Regions from separate parts of the Mus musculus genome. Here all the other regions are linked to region 1. Evidence: chromatin loops called from intact Hi-C (ENCODE). Cell type or tissue: heart. All regions are shown on one strand.

Region 1 (8,000 bases):
GACTTGCCCAGTTCTTAGAAACAGAGATTTAGGCCTAGTCTCCTTAACTGCCAATGTGAAGCCTGTCATGGAATCAGCCTAGCTTCCATAGGCCTTCTCAGTACCTATCAGAGCGATTTGGAATTTCATGGTTCCAGGAAGTAGCTAAGTAAGTTCTGTATTCAGCTCTTGTTCTAACTGGCATAGAGTCCAAAGTGAGCAGGAGTATTAATCAAGGAGGAAGAGCCCGTGTAAATGTGGAAAAACTCCAGGATTGTGGCTTGGAGGTCACAAAAGTAAGTTGGAACTTCCAGGAACCTCTGCCTGATGCTTCCAACTTCAAACACACCACCGACTTGCAGGGAACGCTGGCACAGTTGATTATTTTCTAATGGACATCTACCCAGGTGAGGAGCTGGGGAACCTGAAGGAAGAGACCTGGTGAGGGACACAGAACTGTATGCTTGGCTTCTGCCCTCTGTCACAGGGAGACAGACATCAGCAGTTCCTGTGTGACCCACAGCAGCTGAGTAATGCGCTCTGAAATGTCCTATCTCAGTTGGTAAAGTGCTTGCAAACCCCTGGGTTCCAAGCTCTGCAAGGCACAAAGTGGGTATGGTATCGTATGCCAGCTATCACAGCACTTGTCAGGCAGAGGCAGGAGGACCAGGAGTTCAAGGTTTTCTATCTATTGCTATCTAGTGGGTTGGAGGCCAGTCTGAGCCACGTAAGATGCTACATACGAACAAACAAACAAATGGCAAATAGCTAATGTGGGCCTTCCATACCCTACCTTGTAGATTCTTTCTGCCCTGAGACTATGAAGAGATAGAATCCTGGTCCTCAGATGTCTCCCCTAGCTAAGTCAGCACAGAAAATGGACTATGTAAACTCCCTTTCCTGTAGAGCTGGTCTGAAGTAATCCGAGATGGTTTTTGTAAGACTTGGTAAAGTTCCTTCACCCTCTTTCCAGTACTGTCCTGGGGAGAGGGGGAGTCGGCCTTTATCCTTGGGAGATTGCACAGATTTAGAAACTGATCTTACACGGAGGACAAGAGAACAGCCTAAGAAGTCACCTCTTCTCTGCCTGGGGGTTTTCTCCCTCCTGCGGGGTGCTCAGAGGGCTTCTCCTGGAAGCCCTAGGACCAGCAGGCCTGGCTTCCTGCCTTTCTCTAACCAGGGTGGCAGGGGGCCTGCATCTGCCTCCCAGCAGCCTTCCTGTGTTGACAGCACCCTTTGTTCTTCCTTTCTCCCTAGGGAAGATGTTGGCTTGTCTGTTCTGGGCAACAGATTTGGGAAAAAACACACTTTTGTCTTTTAAAGGAATTTATCATTGTTCTTCTGAAGACTCAAAAGAAAAGTCACCTTACACTGATTTCAAAAGCAACAACAACAACAAAAACCAATTGAACACCCCCTCGCCCCCTTCAAAAACAACAGGAAGGCATGATTCAGGCCATGCATTTTAAAATTACTAAATCCACAAAAATGTGAATGTGTGTGTGTGTGTGTGTGTGTGTGTGATAACAATAATGAACAGGCAAAAGAAAATTGCAATGTTTCTCAATCTCTCCATTTTCTGACATACATGTCACCATCAGATTCTTTTTTTAAAAAAGTCTCTTAATTATGTGCATGTGTGTGCGTGTATGGCTTTTGCACATGTGCAGGTGCCAGTGGAGACAAGAAAGTGTCCAGTTTTCCTGAAGCTGGAGTTAGAGGCAGCTGTGAGTCTCCTGATGTTGGTGATAGGAACTGAACTCTAGTCCTTGGCAAGAGAAAAGAAACCCCTAGCCCCGAGCCATGCCATCTCTCTAGCCCTAGATTGCTTTCTTGGTCCTTTTATGCCAGCGACTTCAGAAAGTCTTGCTGTATATTCTTAAAAGGCCGTCTGGAAATTTGTAGAGTTGGGTAATAAACTTTACTGTGTACTTTACTACAGCCTGAACCCCAGAATAATCTTTACTCCATGGAGTGTGTATGTGTGTAAAGGGTCCCAGAGGCAAGATGGAGCCTACGACAACTTCCTGAGAACGAAGTTTTGAAAGCACATACTTGCACTTCCACGAAAATTTGTCACCAACACAGAGCCTTTGTCAGGTGGGTTCCTTTTATTCATGACAGGAAGGGGACTTCCCCTCAGTAATACAGTCATCTGTGGTTGCACATACCTCTCCCTGTCTTCCGGGTTCTTTTCTAGAGAGTCACAGGGAGGGTACGGTTATTAAGACCCTTCACTGATTATATATAGCATTGTTATGTTTTCTTTCAAAACTTCCACTATGTAGTGAGGTTTTTAACTGTAAGGTTGTATGTCTGTACCTGAGCAGGTTTTGTGTGTAGTGTCTTAGTGTCCATAATGATATTTTGTTGGGGCTAGAGAGATGGTCAGATCCATTTGGTCCCTGGTCATGTGGGGCTGTCACCTATCTTCTGTAACTCCAACTCCAGGGAATCCAATGTCTTTTTCTGGCATGTGTGTGTGTACAATTAAAAATAAAACAAAATTAATTTTGACCAAAAGTAATGATACTATCTGAAAATATTGGCTGATCTCAATGTTAAGTAAGCATTTACAAAACTATTTATCATGCAAAAGTACTTGTGTCTAATTTGGAATTAGAAATGAGTCATTAGAAAATTTCTGGAATTAGCTGGTAAGAGAAATCTGGAATTAACAACAATAACAACAAGATGAAGTATTCAAAGTAGGGACAGCCATAATGTATCTGAGCACCTGAGAGATACAGAGAATGCCTTCTCCAGGTTGTAGAATTGGAGAAAACTCTCCAGGTGAGTGAGTGGGTTGGGCTGTGGACCCATGAAAAGTGATAGGAGTGTAGACACCACTTCAAAGGCGCTTCACTCATGTTGGCCACCCCAAGGGCTTTGCTTTCCTGTCAACAGTGATGTCTTTACCATCTTGTCCTTGTTTATAACATGTTGGACTACTCAACAGGGTCTCTCTATTTTACCAAGTCGTGGAACAGAGTGAAGGACAGCAGAGATGGCCAGGATCCCATATGTAAAGGTGATGAAGAGTGAGCACTGGGTCTGTCATGTGCTTGCTCAGATTTTCCCATTTAACTTTCAGGAGCCATCTGTAGAAAAATAACATCATTATGTCCATTTGAAGGTTCAAGGGATCAGGACACATGGGCAACTCATAGTTAGTAGGTGATGGGAAAAGGCTTTAGATATTTGGATCTGGAGGCTGAGCTCAGCATATGAGATGACAGAGAGTCCTATTCAGCCATCTTATTCTGTCATTCTGTGGGAATAACAGAGACTTCTTTGTTCTTCTCTGGGTGCTGGATAGACTATGTTAGTGTAGACCAATCAGAAATGATTTCTGGCTACTCTGAGTGCACATGTGTCAACTGGTACACACCTGGGCATCACCATACTCAGAACCATTTCTTTCAACTTGTTGCTGTGCCTAAAAAATGTAATTCTTCCTCTCACTGTTTCCTTTAAAGCCTGCTGCTCTTTTCTTCCACCTTATATCAGCAATCGCTTGAGACCAGTAGCCTAGTTTTGTTTCAGGAGCCAGTAGTGGAGAAACAGGGAGTTGGGAGATGGGGTTTTGCCCTTTAGATCAAAAGGGAAGGGAACTATTTTTGTAGGGTGTGCTGCGGGGTGCAGGGTAGATCAGGAGAACAGAGTAGCAGTAGAATCGCGCAAGGCTGCTCTGGAGGTCTCCATTTTGAAGCATCTCTCTTTCCATTAGAGGGAGCCACACATATACAGTTTCCCAACATGCAAGTTCCACAATGCAAATGACAGTGCCCCCGACTGGTCAGTGCTCAGTCCTAAGTGTTTGTGGCTTTATCTTTGGGGGAATCCAGCGAATGCTGCTTGGCCACAGCTATCCCCCTGCCCCCATACCCCTGTTTGCAGTTCCTACACAAGGAAGTAGTTTCCTGTGTGAGGAGCTGTCCTGTGCCAGAATGAAGTAGGTGAAAGATTCATTCTTTTCCTTGTCTCTCAGCTATGGCCTTCCAGAGACAGCTTTTATTTTCCAACTGAAAAAAATAAAAAAATAAAAGAGCCATACAGCCTCAGTGGGCCACAGCTGTAATGAACACTTTTTTCTACTGTGCACGACTCTGTAGCCAGTAGGAGATTCTGGAGATGTTCTTTTGAAATAGTATTACCTACCTTTCTGAAGTTTTATTGTCTACAAGGGTGAACATCTTAAATATTATTTTTTTATGAGACAGCATTCTAGTCATTGTGGTTCCTGGACCCCATGAATATTAAGAAAAATTGTGAAATTTGTATTTGGTCATTCACATTCAAACCCTGACAGCAGTATTCATCACTGGATTAAATCTCACAGGGTGATGGAAATGTGGGTTGGTCTCATTCCAAACGTGTGTCTCTTCCACGAAACTATGATGCCATACTTTGGAAGAAACAAAGCACCATATTTTATAATAGCCCCAGAGCATTCACACAGGAAATAGGTTCTCTCTTTATTGAAACAAATCTTTGTTAATGATCCCAGAAAGATCCAACTCCACCTGAACTTAATGGATCCAGGCTTCAATCCCTCTCTTACTGAACAGCGTTGGCCACCGTGGCCTGTGCATCTGGTGACATATTTCACTTCCTCTGGCTTAACTTGCCTTCTTCTCTTCCCACGGGCAGAAAATTACCAGGATTAATACAGCCTTAGACCAGGTAATTGGGCGCGCTCAAGCCTTCCCAAAGGGTATAACACCTAACTGCATTTGCAAGGAGCCACCTGCAGGCATAAATTGTGAGCTTAACATGGCAAATGGTGAGGGACAGCCAAGTTTCTAACGCCATCCAGTTGTCTTGAGGCACTGAATTGTTCAACAGACTGTGGGTATGTTTGCAAGCTCTTGATTTATATTTATGAGCTTAGAAGTGTGGGAGAGACAGGGAGGGAAGCAGAGAGAAGCCAGCATACTCCTAGACTAACAGAATTACAACTCTGAGGGGACATCTTGAAAACAATCATAGTTGCATATACCTAACAAAGTATCCCGGTTTTAATTTCATCCTTAGACAGGTTCAAAACTAAGTAAGGGATTTGTGTCAAGGTAGCCATCGGATTCTCCTGTGCTGGTGAGCCAGGACTGACTTCCTGTATTACTCCCTAAGTTGGTCAGTCAAATGAAGCTTGATAGATATGAAATATGACAGAGTAAAGGAGCTGATGCAACCATTCATTTGTGTTGACTTTTCCTGTGATACCTTTTCGTTTTGTTTTGTTTTTGGTTGCCCAGGCTGACCTTAAATTTGCTCTGTAGCCAAGGCTGACCCTGACCTTCTGATCGCCTTGCCTCCACTTTCAAAGTGCACTGTCATGCCAGATTTATACAGTACTCAAGAGTAAACCCGGGGTTTCTCAAACACTAGACAAGCTCTCCACCAACTGAGCTACATCTCCAGCCCTACCCTGTGCTGAACTCTTTAAAAAGAAAAAAATGACTCACTTCCAAAGAAGAAAGTGAACTTTCACTATGTTCACATATACGGGCTAGAGTAGCCATGACATAGCCGAAGAGGCCACCAACCCTCACTTACTGCTAATCAATGGCAGCTGTTAACAGCTGCCTTAAAGGCTTGATCACCATGAATGACACTTGGGTCAAGGATATGGGCTTAATGCAGATACAATATAATTTGGGAATCTAGCTATGAGTCAGAATTGGCCACAAGAAAAGACTGTTTCCATCTAACCTGTGAGAGATTTTCCCTAGTAAGGTTTCTGGTTACACAAACCACTTGACTTCGTCTTCTCAATTTAAAGGAATGCAATTACTATACAGTATGTATTGAGAAGGGTGTGTGTGCATGCACATGTATGTGTGTGCACCCACATGTGTGCATGTGTGTGTGTGTGTATCTTCTGAGGCCAGAGTTCCTTGGATGTTGTTCCCTAGGCACCATCCATCATGTTTTATTTGTTTGTTTGTTTGTTTGTTTGTTTGTTTGTTTCTTGAGACAGTCTCTCAGTGGCCCGGAACTCATGAAGTAGACTCTCTGGCTGGCCAGTGATTCCCCTACCTCTGCCTCTACAGAGCTAGGATTACAGATGCAAGCCATCATGGTTTTTCTGTTTTTGTTTGTGTGTGTGTGTGAGCTTTGGAAATCAAACTTATCCAGGTCTTCAGGCTTACAAGGTGAGTCCTGTGCCCACTGAGCTGTCTTCCCAGCTAGTGAGAAGGTTTTTGTGAGGAATATTAGCTGTTGGGGGCCCCAGGACTACCTTCCATGGATTTGTTCCTTCATTTCCTACCCAACGAATGTGGTGGGTCTTACTGTCCTCTTGTCATCGGTTTACAAACTTGGCATTTTTTAAATTGATTTGCTATTTTATGTATTTATTTTTATTTTATGGAGACTTTGAGAATTAGTAGGCTTATTGACTGAATTCTATGGATAGTTCCCATCCAATCGCTATTAAAAATATGTCATTTATTATTTATTTTTAAATTTTATTTCTAGATGTGTCTGGAATTGCATGTGCGCAGGACTCCAAGGCTAGAAGATGGGGTCAGACCATCGAGAGCTGGAGTCACAGGCAATTGTGATCTGTCTGATGTGGATGCTGGGAACTGAACTCAAGTCCCCTAGAACTCTTAACCACCAACTCATCTCTTCACTCCCTCATCTATATCTTCCTTTCAAATGAAAAATGCCTTCCCAACAGCCTGTATTTCCCAGTGATCTCATTCAGGCCAAAAGTGGACCGTAGTGGCTGAGACCAAGCCTTTTCTCTGACTCAGTTTCCTGTGTTCTGGAAGAAAGTCCTTTTCCTAATTAACTGTTGTTCTTCTTTTGTTAAGACTCAAGTGGTGTTAAGGTAAACCCTCATGTTCTCCTGTAACAGCAGCTTGGCCCTTGCGATGAGTTGGAAGGACTCCCAGGGTGAGTTGTGTTCCCACAGATTCCCAGCAAATCCCAGTGCTCTCTGCTCACAGATGCAAACACAAACATACCTCCTCTCGCATGTAACAATAGCAGCTCCTTTCCCGAGGAGGGGGCTATCTGTGTTTGCGACACTGTATTTTACTAAAGAACAGGATGTCCTGGAAAGCCCACGTTCTTGAGACCTGCCTGTTCTGAGAACTCTTAAGGCTCCCATTGTGGGGCTCCTGCTCTCTCCTCTGACTGACTATTGCCTTGACCTGCTCTTTCTGCCTTTGAAACTCTCTTCTACTTAAAATACCCAAAGATTCATTCAATGGCTTGCAAATATAAGAGAGACACAAGTTTTCTAATGTGATTCTCAGGGGAGGATTTCTTAGGGAGAAAGAGTCTTTCTAACTGACAAAAGTTAGGCTGTTTCCATGTTTCCATCTCAGGTGGACTTTTGCCTCATGCTCGTCTTAATTGGGTTTATTTTTGGCTCTTGACTTTCATTTTGATGTTTATATGTCAGCTCTAGAATTTCTGGTTTTTATTACAGCTCATCTTCTTGACAACTCCACTTTCGGTTGTCCTCCCTCTCCCCTCCACTCTCTTTCTCCTTTATATGTCCCCCTTTTGGCCTCCCCTTCCTTTTCCTCTGTCTCTGTCTCCCTCTGGTCTCTGTTTCTCTGTCTCTGTCTGTTTCTGTCTCTATCTCTGTCTCCCTCTCCCCACTACCCCCCTCTCCATTTTGAGGCATAATATACTCTGTCATATCCCTTAATAGATTCGGATCCAAAGAACATTCCATGTGCATTTCTCACATGCTATTCTGTGGCTGATTTTACTTTGAGAAATTTTTAATAAGGTAACAGTAACTATTCTATGGCTAAAAGGCAAAGCCCAGTGCTGACGAAATGCTGCATTGGTAACAGGCTCGCTTTGCCAGTGTGAGGACCTGAGTTTGATCACAGAACCCACATAAAACATGCTGGGCACTAAAACCCATCACATTCTATGATTTAGAAAGCTTGACTAACATGCAAAGGGCCCAGGCTAGATCCCCATAAACCCCCAGAAAAAGAGCCACAACACGGTTGTGTAATCCTAGGGCAAGGCTGGTGGAGAATTCC
Region 2 (8,000 bases), 53 kb after region 1:
TATACACATAAAAATTAAAATTAAAATAGTCAGACAGGCGACCTGCCACTGCCTCTCTTCCAGCTACTGGTTGACAAACAGGTCTGCCTCACATCAGAGAATAAGAGCTGAAGGTCAGGATGGGAGGATAGCCATGCAAGAAAAACAGTTCCAATGCAAGCCTTAATGCAGAGGAGTAAATAAAGTAGGTACTTATAGGCCTGAAAGGATGGGTGAGCAGTCAAGGGCACTGGAAGCCCTTGCAGGGATGGGACAGCAGCACTCAATCTTTGATGGCCTGTAACTCCATCCCCAGGGGAACCAATGCCCTCTTCTGGTCTCCTCAGACACCTGCACACACATTTTCTTACAGTCACACATACACAACAACAACAACAACAAAATATCAAAAAACATAACTGGATTTTTTTTTTAAGTTTCATTGTTGACTACATTGGAGGCTAAATTTTACCCATCCTCAGTCTATGTGGAACATCCTTGCAACACCAGTTAGTGGAACATGAAGACTCAAGGGAGAAGGGAACTCATGTTTGTTTGTTTGTTTGTTTTCCTCCTAAGTTGGCATCTGGGTTGATCTTTGAACTCTCTCTCCTTCCCCTGCTTGCCGTGTGGGACTGAGCAACTGCTAGACCCTTGGACTTCCATTCACAGCTGCTGCTGACCATTGTTGGGAGTTGGACTTCAGACTGTAAGCCATCAGCAAATTCCTTTACTATATAGAGACTACCCATAAGTCCCGTGACTCTAGAGAACCCTGACTAATACAGAGGTCCTGGTCATATAAGAACTTCAACATTTAAAACATACGCATTTGGGACTGTTTTCTTCAGGGTCTGTGATTTTACAACCTTGATATATGGCTTGTGTTTGCTTTTCAGGCCACATTTGCATTCTGGTGTTAAGGTCTTCATTCACATGCTAGCAGCCACACCATGCACAACGTGACTGTGAGCTTGTTGCCAAGGTCTGACTTCATGTTCCTCCCTTTCTTCCTTTAGCTGAAAAAAAAATGCATTATTCTCCTCCATTCAAGAATTACTTCAGAAACAATAATCAAGCAGGCAACTTGAGGTTTTTAAAAAACTGACAAGCTGTTAATTCTTCGGTGTTTTTTTTAAAATACAAAAGAAACCGAGAGTCTGCTTTACTATTGGTTTTCCTAAAAAAAATTCTAAAAGGTATTTTTTTAACTTTATTTTATATGCATTGGTATGCAGGTGTCAGAGCCCCTGGAACTGGAGCTACAGACAGTTGTGAGCTGCCATGTGGGTGCTGGGAATTGAACCCCAGTCCTCTGTAAGCGCAGCTTGTGCTCTTAACCACGGAACCATCTCTCTAGCCCTCTTAAAAATTATAAAAAGAAAAAATAATCAACCATAACCGTAATTTCTATGAACATTTTGAAAATAATCCCAAATCTGTTTGTATTTACATATATTGGCATAAATAAAATCAGATAAGACATATCATTATATCTATATCTATACATCTTTTACACACTTAAGAAAAACATTTTCTGAGCTGGCAAAATGTCTCAGTGGTTAAGGGTGCTTCCAGTAGACTAGAGTTCTGCTCCCAGCACCCACAGCTATTAGGGAACTCACAACTGCCTGTATCTCCAGCTGCAGGAGAGCTGATTTCCTCTTTGGCCTCTAAAGATGCCTATATACACATGAACATATCCCCACACAACACACATGTATGCACATGACTAAGAGTAAAACAGATCTTTAAAATGTTATTATCATTACTTGTGGTGTGTGTGTGTATACATGTGTGTCACAGTGTGTGTGTGTGCGCCACAGTGCGTGCGAAGGTTCAGAGGACAACTTCACAGAGTCACTTCTCCTTCTACCTTTCCTTGGATCCAGAGAGCACACTCAGGTCATCAGCCTTGTGTGGCATGTGCTTTTACCTGGAGCGATCTACACAGACTGTGGCTAAACTTCCTGTCCTATTCAATTAATTAAATTAACCCTAAAATGAAGAAATGTGATAATTCTTCCAAATATGGTTATTTAATGGCTGAAAACAATAATCCATTACTGTCCTCATAAAAAAATTCTTGTTTATGTGTTTTTCATTTGTTTGAAAATTTACTTATTGAGATAGGCTCTCACTAGGTAGCCTGGGCTGGCCTGGAAGTCAGATGTCGATGAGTCTGACCTTATTCACAAAGATCTACCCATCTTTGTGCCTCTTAAATGCTGTCATTAAAAAGGTATGCACCATCACCCCCAGATAGATCTTACTTTTTAATTATTAATGTATGAATTTGCTTGTGTATATGCTCATTTGTGCATGTCAGTGACGTTGCTATAGGAGGCAGGTTCCCTGGAGCTGGGGTTGTATACAGGTGGTTGTGAGCTGCCCAATGTGTGCACTGGGGAACAAACTTGGGTCATCAGTAAGAACAGTAAGTGTCCTTAACTGCTGAGCCGTTTTCCCACCCCCACCCGGAGCCCAGCGAATTACTGGTCTTCTTGCTCTGACAAATTACTTGATAGAAGAAACTTAACGAAGGGAGGAAGGGTTTATTTTGGTTCACAGGGAAAGCATGGCCATAGGGGCTTGAGGTAGATTCCAGTCAGGCAGCAGGGAGAGATGAATTCTTCTGCCCAGTTCAAGTTCTCTTTTTCTTCAGTCTAGGCTTTCAGCCCATGGGACAGTGCCATCCTTACTCATGGCAGGTCTTTCCGACTCAGCTAAACCTCTCTGGAAACTTCCTCACAGACACGCCAAGAGGTATGTCTCCTAGGTGATTCCAAACCCTGTTAGGTTGACTGTCAACATCTTCCATCACACCTGTGCACCATATTTCTTTGTAGACTCTTCATCTCCTGACACAATGCCCTTCAAAAGGTACATCCCACTGGAAGGTGTGGGATCTTTAAAGAGGAGGCCAGAGAAGCTCTGCTATTCTGTGAACAACTATAAGGAGAGAAAACTGTAAGGAAAGAAGGGCTGCAAGACCAGCACTTGGATCTGGCAGGGACAGAGCAGTGATGTCTGGTATGATTGTTAGAGCATTCACAGGGCAGGGCTCAAGCAAGGACAATGGAAGGAACCACAGCAGGAGGAGAGCCACCACACTGATAAGGCACAAAATCACAAGGGATGCAGAGCAGCCTTGTGAGTCTCAGTAGCTCTTGGGTGGGACATGTGGCATATCTGTTGGATCTTAAAAATGGTTTTAAATGTTGGGCTAATATTGTGAACCTTAACAGGTAGGATCCCTGGTATGTCCCCGAGAAGAGAATTGTGTGAGTAATCTTGGGTTTAAGAGAGCCTTTTTTGGGGGGTAGTGAATTTGTTTGTTTATTATTGAGGCTGTCCAAGGGGGGCCTTGATCTTGATATGTATTAGATTATTCCTTATGATCTTCAGGCTGCCACCTCCTCCACCCCTTCTGGCTTCTCCATCTTCCGAGCTCTGGGATCATAGACACATGTGTCAGTGTGTCAGGTTTTTGTGGTGTCTCCATTGCTCTGCAACTTAGCCCCTTACTTAAGACAAGGATTCTTAGGGGGTGACCCCAGAGCTGCAATGTCAGCATCATCTTGGGAGTTCCTTTGCTATGCAAATTCCTGGGCCACGTTCCAGCCCAGAAATACACTCAATCAGAAACACAGCGGACCGTTTTCAATGAGCCTCCAGGTGATGGTGGTTGGCATGCACACTCACGGACTGTGGACTGGAAGAGGAGAGCGGCATGCCTTTCCCATGAGTCACCTGATAGGACTTGGATTTATTGCTTTCAGGTGTTTTAAGTCGAGGGTAATTCAGCCAGCGGCATGTTAACACATTGCCCACAGCATAAAGAGAGAGTAAAATTTATCCCTCCACCCGAAGCTCATACTAAAGTGGTCTCCTCCTTCTTTGTTGCATTCCATGCAAGTGATACAAAACACACGCTGACCTCAACTATTTTCTAAGAAATTTGATAGGGGAAAACAACAAACCCGGGGACTCCACCTCTCCCTAGACGCTGCCGCTGTTTCTAACTGGCTTGAGCACTTGTGCCTGGCTGCTTGTGCTCTGGAGGTATCTGATGTCTCCGTGCCAGTGTAGCCCCCAGAAACACCAGCTCGGCTTCGGCTTTCCGCAGGGCTGTCTCGCAGAGAGTTCTTGATGGGGTATGCCTGAGATGCTGGCGAGAGTCTAACACAGGAATGCTGGCTCTGCTGGCTCTGCTGGCTCTGTTGTTCACACTGGCCAGGCTTGGCAGGACACCTTTCTTTAGGTTCTGCTGAATTACTTTTCTCACTCTGGTCGAAAAGCAGCTTAAAGGAGAACCAGTTTATTTTGCTTCATGGCTTAAGGGGTGGGGATGGGGGTGGGGGTAGGGGTACGGCTGGGAGTGGGGAACAGTCCTTCCAGATGGCGAATACAAGAAGGCAGGATCTTGAGGGAGCTGGTTCTTAGGAATGGTCCCTTCTCTGTTAGGGAGCAGAGAATGAAGTGAGACCGGAAATGCTTTCATAAAACCTCAAGGCCAGCCTACAGTAACCCACTTCCTCCAGTGAGGCTTCACCACCTACAAGGTTCCACAACCCTCCCTAACAGCGCCACCAGCTGGGGCCGTGTTCAAACACAGGAGCCTAAGAGATGTGTCTCATTCAAATCATCACAAGCTCTAAATTGTGCTCACAGTGCGCCAGCCGGGGCTCTACGGCCTGGTGCCTCAGAGTCTTGATATAGAAGGCACGCTATTGTAGCATTGCCAGGGCTAAGCCAGTGCCTCTACTCCCCGGAGGGGTCATTCGACACTCTAGTCTCGGGAAAATCACTATCCCCGTGAGTGAGCTCTGCTTTTCCAACACATTATTTTGTTTCATAGACGACTTATGAATACAATCAAACACCCCTAGTACCTGAAAGAACGCATAAGTCATAAATAACTTCCTTTGTGTTCTTTGCCGAGAAATACCACCTAGCTTCCTCAATCCCACAGAGGTGGGCCACGCATTCCTTACTGGCCATCTGGAACAGTGGAAACCTTCAGACTGTGGAGAAGTCAGCCACACCCACATTTCCAAACACGTCGTTAGACCCCAAAGCAGAAGGCTCGTGATTACACCCCACAATCAGCTCTGAGGCTCTGAACAGACCACCCATCTCTCGCTACACATGGTGGTAACTGCTGTGGGTGTTACTTAGCTCTTCCAACATGGAAGTATATTATATATACTAGATAATACAGTATAATATAGAAAATATTCCATGTAGAGCTATTGTGGGTTTGTAAAATGAGTTACATTATAGATCAAGGATTGTGAACTCCAGTATTAAGTTGGTTTTCTATTTCTATTAAAAAAAAAAAAGGAAGGAAGGAAGGAAGAAAGAAAGAAAGAAAGAAAGAAAGAAAGTCTAAGTAAAAGACCAGTAAGATTGCCCAATGAACAAAAGTGCTTGCTGCCAAGACTGATGGCCTAAGTTTGGTCTCCCAACTCTCAAAGTTGCCTTCTGACCTCCACTCATAGTCTGTGGACACACACACACACACACACACACACACACACACACACTTCACTTCCTTCTTGTTAGGAGCTCACAAGGCATCTATCTGATATGTACCCCAAAATCGTGGCAACCATCATTCTAGAGCTCCAGGTCCCGTATGAGATCTCTGCCACACAGAGAGACAGATCTTTGGGGACAGGAAGCCAAGATTAAACCTCTGTCCTCTGTAAGAACCAAAGAGCCTTGATTAGCTTGCAGGTGGAGAGCTGGAAGACTGCTGGAGTTTACATTAGGCGAAAACTCACAGTGCATAAAAGAGCAGTGACAATTTCTCTACTCCTCAAGGACCAGGGTCTGTTACTATATAATTTTTCTTTTATCAGAAAAGCTCCTGGCTGCAGGCTACGCACCCTGATACTCCATGATAGCCCCGAGATTACTCCATGGCTCCCTGGGAGTGCTTCAGCCACTTCTGGGCGTTCAGTGGCACATATCTCATTTGGGGGCTGTGCTAGACTGTTGTTTCTGAGGTTTCTGAGGTACTGTCTTGCTCAGGAAAAGAAGAAACAGTTACCTTAAGTACAAGGAAGGGCCCTGAGGATTTATTCACAAAGAGGTGCAGGGGTCAAGGCACAGCTTGGTGTGTGTGTGGGGGGGGGGGTGTCATTTTTTCCTTTCAAACTTTCTATTGCCAGTGACTTTTAAAATGCCAGTTCTGTGCTGAACTATGGACAGGCTATATCAAGATGAGCCAATCTAAAGTTGCTGGCAGGAGAATGCAGAATGGAAGCAATTAAAATGACTTATCTGGTCTCATCTAACTGGTTATCAACAAAGCAATTGGACAATTGGACACAGCATTGATTTCCAATAGATCATTTTTCTTAGGAATAGTGAACACCATCCATTGTTACGCAGCACAGGGCATGATGGGAGAGCCTTAATTTCACAAGCATCTACTTGACATTGAACATTCAATTTAAATGTTTATATCAACAGAGAAGTTCTAATGAAATCCTTCAAGCAGTAGGTTGCTTGCCCACCCCACTTACTGTCACCCTGGTGCAAAGGGACATTAACACGCCCTCCCTCTTTCCTGATGGGGTACACATGCAATTGTAAAAAAGCTGGGCATGGTGGCCCACACCTTTAATCCCAGCACTCAGGAGGAAGAGGCAGGTGGATTTCTGAGTTCAAGGACAGCCTGGTCTACAAAGTGAGTTCCAGGACAGCCAGGGCTACACAGAGAAACCCTGTCTCGAAAAACAAAACAAAACAAAACAAAACAAAACAAAACATGCATTTTTTTCCTTTTCAAGAGGTAAATATGAACAGATTTCTCTTCAGACCCACAGAATAAGAAATACCCTGATCTGTGTCCCTTTAGGGGCTTGATCCACGAGACTTTCGAAGGTTACTGTGTGCTGACATCTGGTTGAAAGGAGAGAGTATTGCGTCTATCAGTTTCTAGTAGAGTGCTTCTGAAACGTGAGCCTGAAGCACGGGTCTTGTTTAAAGGCCATACTCTGGAGTCTGCTGTGAAGCCTGCGATGCTGCCTAGGGACAGGTACAGGGGCTCCTGGGGACAGGTACAGGGGCTCCTGCTGCCACCGAGGTCACATTCACTCCTTTGTTTACAGACAAGGTTTCACTGAGGTCTGGGAAGGTCTCAAACTTTCTCTGTAGCCTTGAATTTACAATCCTACTTCCTTTGTGCCGTCCCCAGTGTTGGCATTAGAGGCATATGCCACCACATCTAACTGGACTGGTTAGTTATCGTCAGTTGGACACACACTTTGAGCCACTTGGGAAGAGGGAAACTCAACAGAGGAATTGCCTCCATCAGATTGGCCCATGGACACGTGGGAGGCAGGGAGCTTTCCTCAGATGATGATTGATGTGGGAGGGCCCAGCTTCCCAGTAGTGGTGCCACTCCTGGGCAAGTGGTCCTAGGTTCTACAGGAAAGCAGGATGAGCAAGCCATAGGCAGAGCAGTAGGAAACACTCCTCCATGACCTCTGCTTTGGACCTGCCTCCAGCTTCCTGCTTTGAGTTCCTGCCTGACTCTTCCTCCTCGGGTTGCTTTTTTGCTCAAGGTGTTTTCACAGCAACAGAAAGCAATTAAGACATCAGCTATGGACTTCATTTGAAGTTCTAAGGACCCAGAAGATGTGCAAATGAAGGCAGAGAAAGAGAAGACCTACAGGCCAGAGCTACAAGCAGCTGTGATCTGCTTCCACTCACTAAGTAAATAATACTAAGAAAGAAAAATTCTAGAACCATTTTGAGAATTAGTTTTCTCACAAGTAAATGCAACAATTTTTATGATGCTTTTTCCAAGCAAGTGGCAAAATATATAGACAGGAGTTCTTCAAAAGCAGTTGCAGATATATTCCTATGGTGTGTTCCACCAAGCTTTGAAGAAAGGTGCTTTACAGTTTCACAGCACTGGGGAAAACTCCTCAATAAAAGTCAGGGATCCATTTCTTTCCATATCGGGAAACTGCTGGGCTTGCCTTTGGGGTTTTTGGTAGTCA
Region 3 (8,000 bases), 110 kb before region 1:
TAAAATGCAGTGTATTAGGTCTTCTCACTTCTTTCTTTTCTTGGGTCACTTCAAAGAGTTTGTAAGCATGCGATTCGCTATGAAAGCATCAACTTTTACCGAATTACATTTCTTTGTTATAGCAAATGTGTTGGGTCTTCCCTTCATAGCTTTCTCTGTTGAGAAGTCCATACTGATGCCTTGGGAGTATGGACTAACCCTTTCTTCAATCAATCAATCTATCTATCTATCTTTCTATCTATCTATCTATCTATCATTTATCATCTATCTATTTATCTATCATCTACCATCTTTCTATTTATCATCTATCTATCTATCTATCTATCTATCTATCTATCTATCTATCTATCATCTATTTATCTGTCATCTATTTATTTATCAACTATCCATCTATCTATCTATCTATCTATCATCTATCTATTTATCATCAATCTATCATCTATCTATCTACCTATCTATCTGTCATCTACCATCTTTCTATTTATCATCTATCTATCTATCTATCTATCTATCTAATCTATCTTTCATCAGTCATCTGTCTATCATCTCTCTCTTCTAATGCTGGGCTTATGTCTATGTTAATCATTTTCTTGAGAAACTCCAAGAAGAGAGAATGAACTGAAACACTTCCCTCCACCTCTCACTTTCTCACCTGTCCAGGAGCAGGTGACCTCCCTCAGGTGTCTTCTTAAGTCACTCTCTCCACCTTTTAGAAACAGGGCCTCCCACTGGGCCTGGGACTTGCTGTTTCAGGAGGCATTTCCTTGATCGGCCTGATTGCACCGCCAGCCGTGTGATTACAGGCTTAACTCCACACCTGGATTTCATACAGCTGCTGGGGCTTGAACTCCGGCTCTGTAGTTTTCTCAATAAGCAGGTTACTAATAATCCATAGCCTCGACCACTTCATCGTAATTGCCACCGTTGTCCCTGGAGTACTAGAAATGACCTTCACATGTGTCCACTTGAATATTCTCCTAGGCTCTCATTTTCCTATGAATTTCATTTAAAAAAATTTGGGCTACTGAGATGCCTTGGGAGGGGGTGGGGTAAGGACAATTGTCAGCACGCCTGACAACCTGAATTCAATTCCCCAGCACTACACAGTGGAAGAAGAGAGCCACCTCCTGAGAGTTGTTCCCTGACTCCCAGGCTCTGACATGTACGCTTGAGTATACACACATATGTACTTTTTATACTTTATGGCTATCTATCTTCGTGCATGTGTGTGTGTGTGTGTGTGTGTGTGTGTGTGTGTGTTTCCCTGGAGGTCAAAGGAAAGTTTCAGGTTCCCTAAAAGTGCAATTACAGGCAGTTGTGAGCTGCCCAACATGGATGCTGAAAAACCAACCTGGAATCCTTTGCTAGAGAAGCAAATGCTGTCAACCCCGGACACACCTCTCAGGCTCCATGGAACTCTTGATTTTCAGCTGGCGAAAGGCCTCAACCCTCCGCCTGTTGGAGTGAGAAGTTCCTTTCCCTTCCCTGTCTCCTTCCTGTTTTCTCTCTCTCTCTATCCTGACTCAAGACACACTTATGTAGGGTCAATTCTGCAGTAAACAGTGATATGGTTAACAAGCGAGCAGAAGAGGGTGGGCTACAGGCAGCAATCGGTGGCTTCATTCCCTAGGGTGATCGCTCTAAAATGTAGAATTACATTTTAAGTAAGAATTAATATCATATGAAGCACGTTGTAATCTTTAAAAAAAAAAAAACCTCTTAAAATCACATTTCCTTCCTGCTTACAACTGCCCGGTGAAGGCCAGCAGGGGCAGCATGCCTAAGTCACGGGTGATAGGTCTCTCAGGTGTTCCGTCTCCCTATTTGAAATGGGGAACTGAAGCTCAGAGCAAGAAAACAACTTCCCGGCCTCATTGTGAGCAAGCTTGGTGAAAAGACAGTAACAGAGCTGCTTTGAGGAATGTGGTTACATCAGCCATGCGTGGCGTTGACAGAACTTTAACAAGTGCCTCACCACATAGACAAGATGAACGCTCAACGAACAGATCTAGGTTATGGGTCTACTCACCATCTTATATTTTTTTCTGGAAATTCTCTCTGTTGTAAAGTCAGTTTTATCTACTTTTATAAACAGGTTGGCCATCTCAAAAATTGTGTGCCTCTGAACATTGTACACACACATAAATCTAATCATTGTATAAACCCGCATCCCATTTAAACCTTGCAGCACGGACGTGTCCTTACAAACTTCTGCATTCTGAGGACTTCTCAGTTCCTAAACGTGCTTCTCAGCTTTAACCCGACTGATGTGTTAGTTCGTTCTTACTAGACAATGAGCTTTTGTCTGGTAAAACTAGGTTTGAAGTAATGGTAGAAGGAACATACAGAGGCTGTCCACGAATCTACTGCCCCAGGCTTCAGATGTGGAATGGTTCAATGTAACTGGGATGGTTTGTGCATGCTCAGCCTAGGGAGTGGGCTTTAAGTCCCTCATCCTAGCTGCCTGGAAGTCAATATTCTGCTAGCAGCCTTCAGATGAAGATGTAGAACTCTCAGCTCCTCCTGCACCATGCCTTGATGATAATGGAATCAACCTCTGAAACTGTAAGCCAGCCCCAATTAAATGTTGTCCTTTATCAGAGTTGCCTTGGTCATGGTATCTATTCATAGCAGTAAAACTCTAACTAAGACAGTAACCAAAAAAAGCCACAGTAGAGTCTCTGCATTGAATGTGTCCCTGGCTCTTTCACTGAGTTATCAATGGAGCATGAGAGAACGGAGAGACCTTCAGAAACAAGACACAGGCACAGTCGGTAAACGTAGTATGAAGAGAGTGTAGTCTAAGGTACATTGGCATGGGTCAAATCTAACACTTATACAGTCAGCCCTTCACTGGAAAGTCACTATTAGGGCTAGAAAAATGGCTCGGGAGTGAAGAGCATTGACTACTTTTTCAGAGGACCCAGGTTCAATTCCCAGCATGCAAAATGGTGGTTTAAAGTCCAGTTCCTGGGGATTGAATATCCTCTTCTGACATCTATGGGCACCATGTACACAAATGTTACACAGACATGCATGAAAGTAAAACAGCTAGATACATATACAACATAAAACATTAAAACTTTAAAAAACAAAAAGGAGTCAATTTCACAGTGAGGGATATACTGCTTTCACAGAGGACCTGTGCTTGCCTTTCAGCACTTACATAGGTAGCTCACAACCACCTGTAACTCCAGCTCCAGGGAATCCGAGGCCTCCTTCTACTCCCTGGATATCTGAACACGTGTACACATACACACATACACACAAGAGATAATTTTATAAAAAAGAGTCAGTGTCATTTGTAGAAACAAACTCTACATTTTCTTTTGCTCTCTGTAATCTCAAGGACATCATGGCGATTGCTCCCCTGTGAGCCTAGCTTAGCACGTTGGAGCTGAGGCAGGAGCATCCCAAGTTGGAAGTCAGCTTCAGCTACTTTGGGAGTTGAAAATAAACTTAGACTACACAGCTGGATCCTGTCTCACCAAAACAATGAATGATAACCGAATAATTAAATAGTACAGAGAGTCTGAAACCAGCTCAGTTGGAGCCTGTGATGTCCTATATGATAAATCCTTGCCTCCTGTGACAACTTAATTTTTTGTTAGTTTGTTTCTGGATCAGAGTCTCACACTATATCCCAGGCTTGCCTCCAACTTCTGGTGATCACCCCACCTCAGATTCACAAAGTGCTGAGCTACCACACCCAACTTGCATTTCATTTTAATCTAACTAAACCAAACAAAATGTAGAATTCACTTCCTCGGCAGCATGAGCCAAATTCCACAGGCTCTGCAGATGCCTGTGGCTGGGGGCTGTCACCATGGATAGCAGAGGTGTGGAACGCTGCATCATCTTAAACCTGGCACTGGCACAAAGGGAAATACTTGGTGGGAAGGTAACCAGGCCAGGACAGGAGCCAGCCAAGCACTGAAAACAATCCAAAACTGCTTCAGATCTGCCCTGGGTAAGCACGCCCAAGACTCGGTGAGGCATGAACATCTGTGTCCCCCAGAGAATGGCAAGGATGGAGCACAATGCAGCTCAGGTTCTCTGATGAGGTCATTTCCTTCCCATCCCAGCCAGAGCTAACAAGGCTGGGCTGGGCTGGCCTCACTTTTACTTACAGGTCAATGTTTTAGTATTGCTATTTTGTGTGTATATATGGGTATGCATGGCTCTCTCTCTCTCTCTCTCTCTCTCTGTGTGTGTGTGTGTCTGTATGTCTGTGTGTCTGTCTGTGATGTGTGTGTATCTTTGTGTCACTGTGTGTGTGTGTGGGGGGGGTGCTTTCCTTAATTGCGTTCTCTCTCATATTTCAGACAGTTCTTTCACTGAGCCTTCAGCTAACCCTCCTCCAGGGTCTATTTGTCTCTGTTCCCAGAACTGGGCTCACAGACAGACACTGTTGCTCCTGGTCTTTAGGCCGGTGCTGCAGATTTGGTTTCAGGTCCTTAAGCTTGCACAGCAAGCTCTTTACCCCATGAATCATTTCTGCAGCCCCACCTTTTGACATGTTAACTCAGTCTACTTTATTTGCATATCAAGTTCCCAAATATTTAATTAAGTATATGAAATTACTGAAGCTCCAGGGGGATTTTCTTTTCTCCAAACTCTGAGCACACGTTAAGCTAATACTTGTCTTCTAACATGCCACAGGACTTTGGTTTTGAAACTTAAACAGTTTAATCATGTGACTTAAGGGAATGGAAAAACAGGTCACGGAATCCATGAGCCTTTCTTGAGTTTTGCTATTCTGGTACATTCTTAATTTTCATATGTGACAACCATTAATACTGCATTTAATTAAATCTCACTTCTGCTTCCCTTTCTGTGCTCAACATTAGTGATTTTAAAACCTGTTTAATTCATGTGCTCTGGCACCCAAAGGCAGGATCTTGCACGTAGAAGAAATGAAATCATCTGTTAGTTTTTAATACATTTAAGTTAAAATAATTTCCACATGTTCAAACTAGGCATGATCTCCCCCAACAGAACTCCATATGGCTGAAATCACACACACATAAACTTTTAAGTAACGGGAGAAATGGGGGATTTCAGCACGGCTCACGTGCAAATTAGCAGGTTTTGTGTGTTAGTTCTTTGCGTGTTGTTGTTATCAAAAGCCCAAGAGGACTCTATTTAAAGAAGGCGGGGTTTACTTTGGTGTAGTCTTTAGAAAATGCGGTCCACTGTGTCTGGGGAAGTCATGGCAGCAGGCAGGCCATGAAAGAGTATGGCTGCTTGTAGACATCTTGCTCAGTTAGTTCTCTCCGGAAATGGCCTCACAAACACCTAGTAATATGCCTGCTGTGGCAGAATTTCCCCTGTCCAATTACATTAAAATATTAGTGCAACAGGAGGCCTGTGATTGGACAAGGAAAAGGGAGGCGGAGCTAAGAGTTGCAGATAGAGAGCACAATTCAGGAGAGAGAGGAAGGAGCAAAATGGCAGACAGACAGGAAGAAGATCTTGATCCCACGTGGTTTTAAATAGCTTCAGGTAGTTATGAATATCATATAGGGATAGAATAATCAGGATAACTTGTTTGATCTAGGTGGACAACTTGTACCATTATCAATTGGCCCTGAAATTATTGTGTGGGCATCTTGTGAATTGAGAATTTATTGATATATAAATCTGACTGGTTAATTATAAGCTTCTAGAGTTTTGTTTTACGGGGTTACTGGAATGTGGGACTGCTGACCACAGGGTTTATGGATGAGAGAGTAAAGGCAGCACTGAGGCAGTGAACCAGAGCTGGGAAGACCGCAATCGGTCACTGTATGGGGCTAGCCGAGGAGGCAGCAGAATTGGAGGGCAAAGGGTAGCTGGATAGAGCATGGGGACTTGGCAGATTTTTAAAATATTTCATGCAATACCTGCCACATCATCTCTCTTAATTCAATCAGGTTGAACGCAGAAGCTGCTCATCACAGATAGACTGCCCCCCGAAAAGGCTCCAAATGAAAACTGCCATGAAAAAAGACATTGGTGACCAAGACTGACTGTAAAGGCAAAGATCAAAAACCTTTTGCTAGATACTGTCATGCTTTTTAAGTATTACCATAATGAGGGGATGACAAATCGTTTCTCTTGGGGGCAGGGAGCAGATTCTGAGTATCCTAGATTTACAAGCCACCCAGGGTTTTGGCGGGTGTGGAAACCACCGAACACAAGGCTGAATACATGCTGGAGTCCGATCTTCCTTGACAGACATAGGGTTGCATGTGGCCCTTTGGCCAGCAGGTCCAGTTTGATCTGCATTGATCCTGCTGAGGGTTGACATTCACTGCCATCCTAAATGGACAAGGAATCGCGTGTGTGAGCAAGGCAGCTCTTCCTCATCTCCCCCACATCATAGCATCCTGCAGTCTCCAAGGCAACGGTGGATATTAATAATGACTTCTCTCAGGCCATTCTTCTTGTCAAGTACTGTAACTAGCAATGTAGGTAAGTCTGTGAGTCAGGGCACAACCTGGAGAGTAAAGCTACATCATTTTCTAGGTCCAAGAATTTTCTAAAGGTAACTCCTTCAATCCTTCAAGCAATTCTTTAGCACAGTAACTTTACAGAAAGAGAGACTGAGGGACAGAAACACTATGCGGAGGATCGCCTGTTGCCTCTTAGTAATCATTAGGGCCAGGGTTTCACCCAACACAACATGAGGTCAGATAGTTCTCAATGGCCACGCTCCATATTACTCACTGTCACTGTGCAAATAATTGCCTAGGTTTAAATAGTTTTTATCACATTTTTTATTTGTGTGTCAGTGTGTGTATGTATGGGGGGCGGTGTATATATGCCACAGCACATGTCTAGAGGTCAGAGGACAACTTTCAGGAGCTGGCTGTCCCCTTCAACCCTGTGGGTTTAGGGTATCCAAGTCAGATTATCAATCTTAGCAACGGAAGCCGTTATCCACTGAGCCCCCAGCTAGTTCTTCTGAGTCAGGGTCTTTAACAGCTCCACGGGTTCCTCGCAGCTCCATTTTTCCTGTTATTAAAGGCAGTGGCTAGTGTTGTTAGCATGCTGCCAGGGCTGTTTCAGGAACCCGGTGGGGGCTGCTTTAAGACTTGCTCCCCCCCTCCTAGGTCGTGAGAAGTGTGAGCTCATTACAGCTGACTCAGAGGCCATGTACAGTGCGGGGAAGTGGCCAACACCAATTCCCTTCCTTTCTCCGAGGTAATTTCTGCTCAGGAATGCCCAGCTCTACACAGCACGGTAACTCCAAACCTCTGAAGCGTCTCGGTTTGACCGTTACCTTCCCCAGGTGAACGGGACCATGACCACATTTGTTAGGAGTCCCCTTGCCCCATAGCATCACAGGAATGCCAACTGAGCAAGGAGAATTTGTTCTGTTTAAATGCCTAAGAGTACCAGACAGACTGACATCCAGCCCTGGAGTTTTGAAGCCCATATATATATATATATATATATAACATATTTGAAGCCCATATATAAAATACAACATATATGTGATATATGTGTGTGTGTGTGTGTGTGTGTGTGTGTGTGTGTGTGTGTGTGTGTATTTCTTGCCTGAGTATTCATAAGTAAGCAAGATGAAGGGCAAAAAGAAGGGAGTAACTGCTGTGGGGCATTTTTCTGAACCTGCCCCCTTCCCCACCCCCAAGATTCTTTGGGCATATATATGCAAGTCTTTGGACGTTCATTTTTCCATCGTCCTCTGATACAAGGTCACAGAATGATATTGGCTCAGTCTATAGCTGATGGCTGTCAAGCATTAACTTTGCTCTCAGAACTTGTGATTCTAGGTGGCAGGTGTAGGGGCACATGACTACACAGTCTCAGTCCGGGGTACGCATGCTTGCTGAGGCATGGGGATCTGGAGATCTGGAGTGTAAGGCCAGACCAGTCTGAGAAACACAGTGAGGCATGGCTTAAAAACAACAACAACAACAACACCAAAACAAACAAACAAACAAACAAACAAACGCCACCCCCTGGAAAAAAAACCCAATTTGAAAACAAAC

What was found. Peaks named below come from ENCODE experiments on the same cell type or tissue, not always from the same donor. Only the 100,000 strongest peaks of a DNase experiment are listed, where the experiment ranks them.
Region 2: it touches region 1 in a loop (2.0-fold over the local background); 8 of 42 quality-filtered maps call a loop at or near these places.
Region 3: it touches region 1 in a loop (2.0-fold over the local background); 8 of 42 quality-filtered maps call a loop at or near these places.

What each region holds. Positions count from the first base shown.
Region 1 is chr9:116,327,260-116,335,259 of GRCm38, forward strand. D730003K21Rik (a long non-coding RNA gene) reads left to right here and starts at 64. Exons shown (of 4, transcript XR_871324.2): 1 at 64-386; 2 at 1,922-2,079. In heart, a CTCF peak has its summit at 3,741 (motif pointing left); a DNase peak (open chromatin) is centred at 1,162.
Region 2 is chr9:116,379,853-116,387,852 of GRCm38, forward strand. No RefSeq gene overlaps it. Among named protein-coding and RNA genes, the nearest start is that of Gm31559, 9.0 kb to the right of the region's middle. In heart, CTCF peaks have their summits at 323 (motif pointing left) and 4,578 (motif pointing left); DNase peaks (open chromatin) are centred at 3,679, 4,199 and 4,569; H3K4me3 peaks cover 739 bases; H3K27ac peaks cover 1,130 bases.
Region 3 is chr9:116,215,042-116,223,041 of GRCm38, forward strand. No RefSeq gene overlaps it. Among named protein-coding and RNA genes, the nearest start is that of Gm4668, 30 kb to the left of the region's middle. In heart, no CTCF peak of the experiment used is centred here; a DNase peak (open chromatin) is centred at 3,940.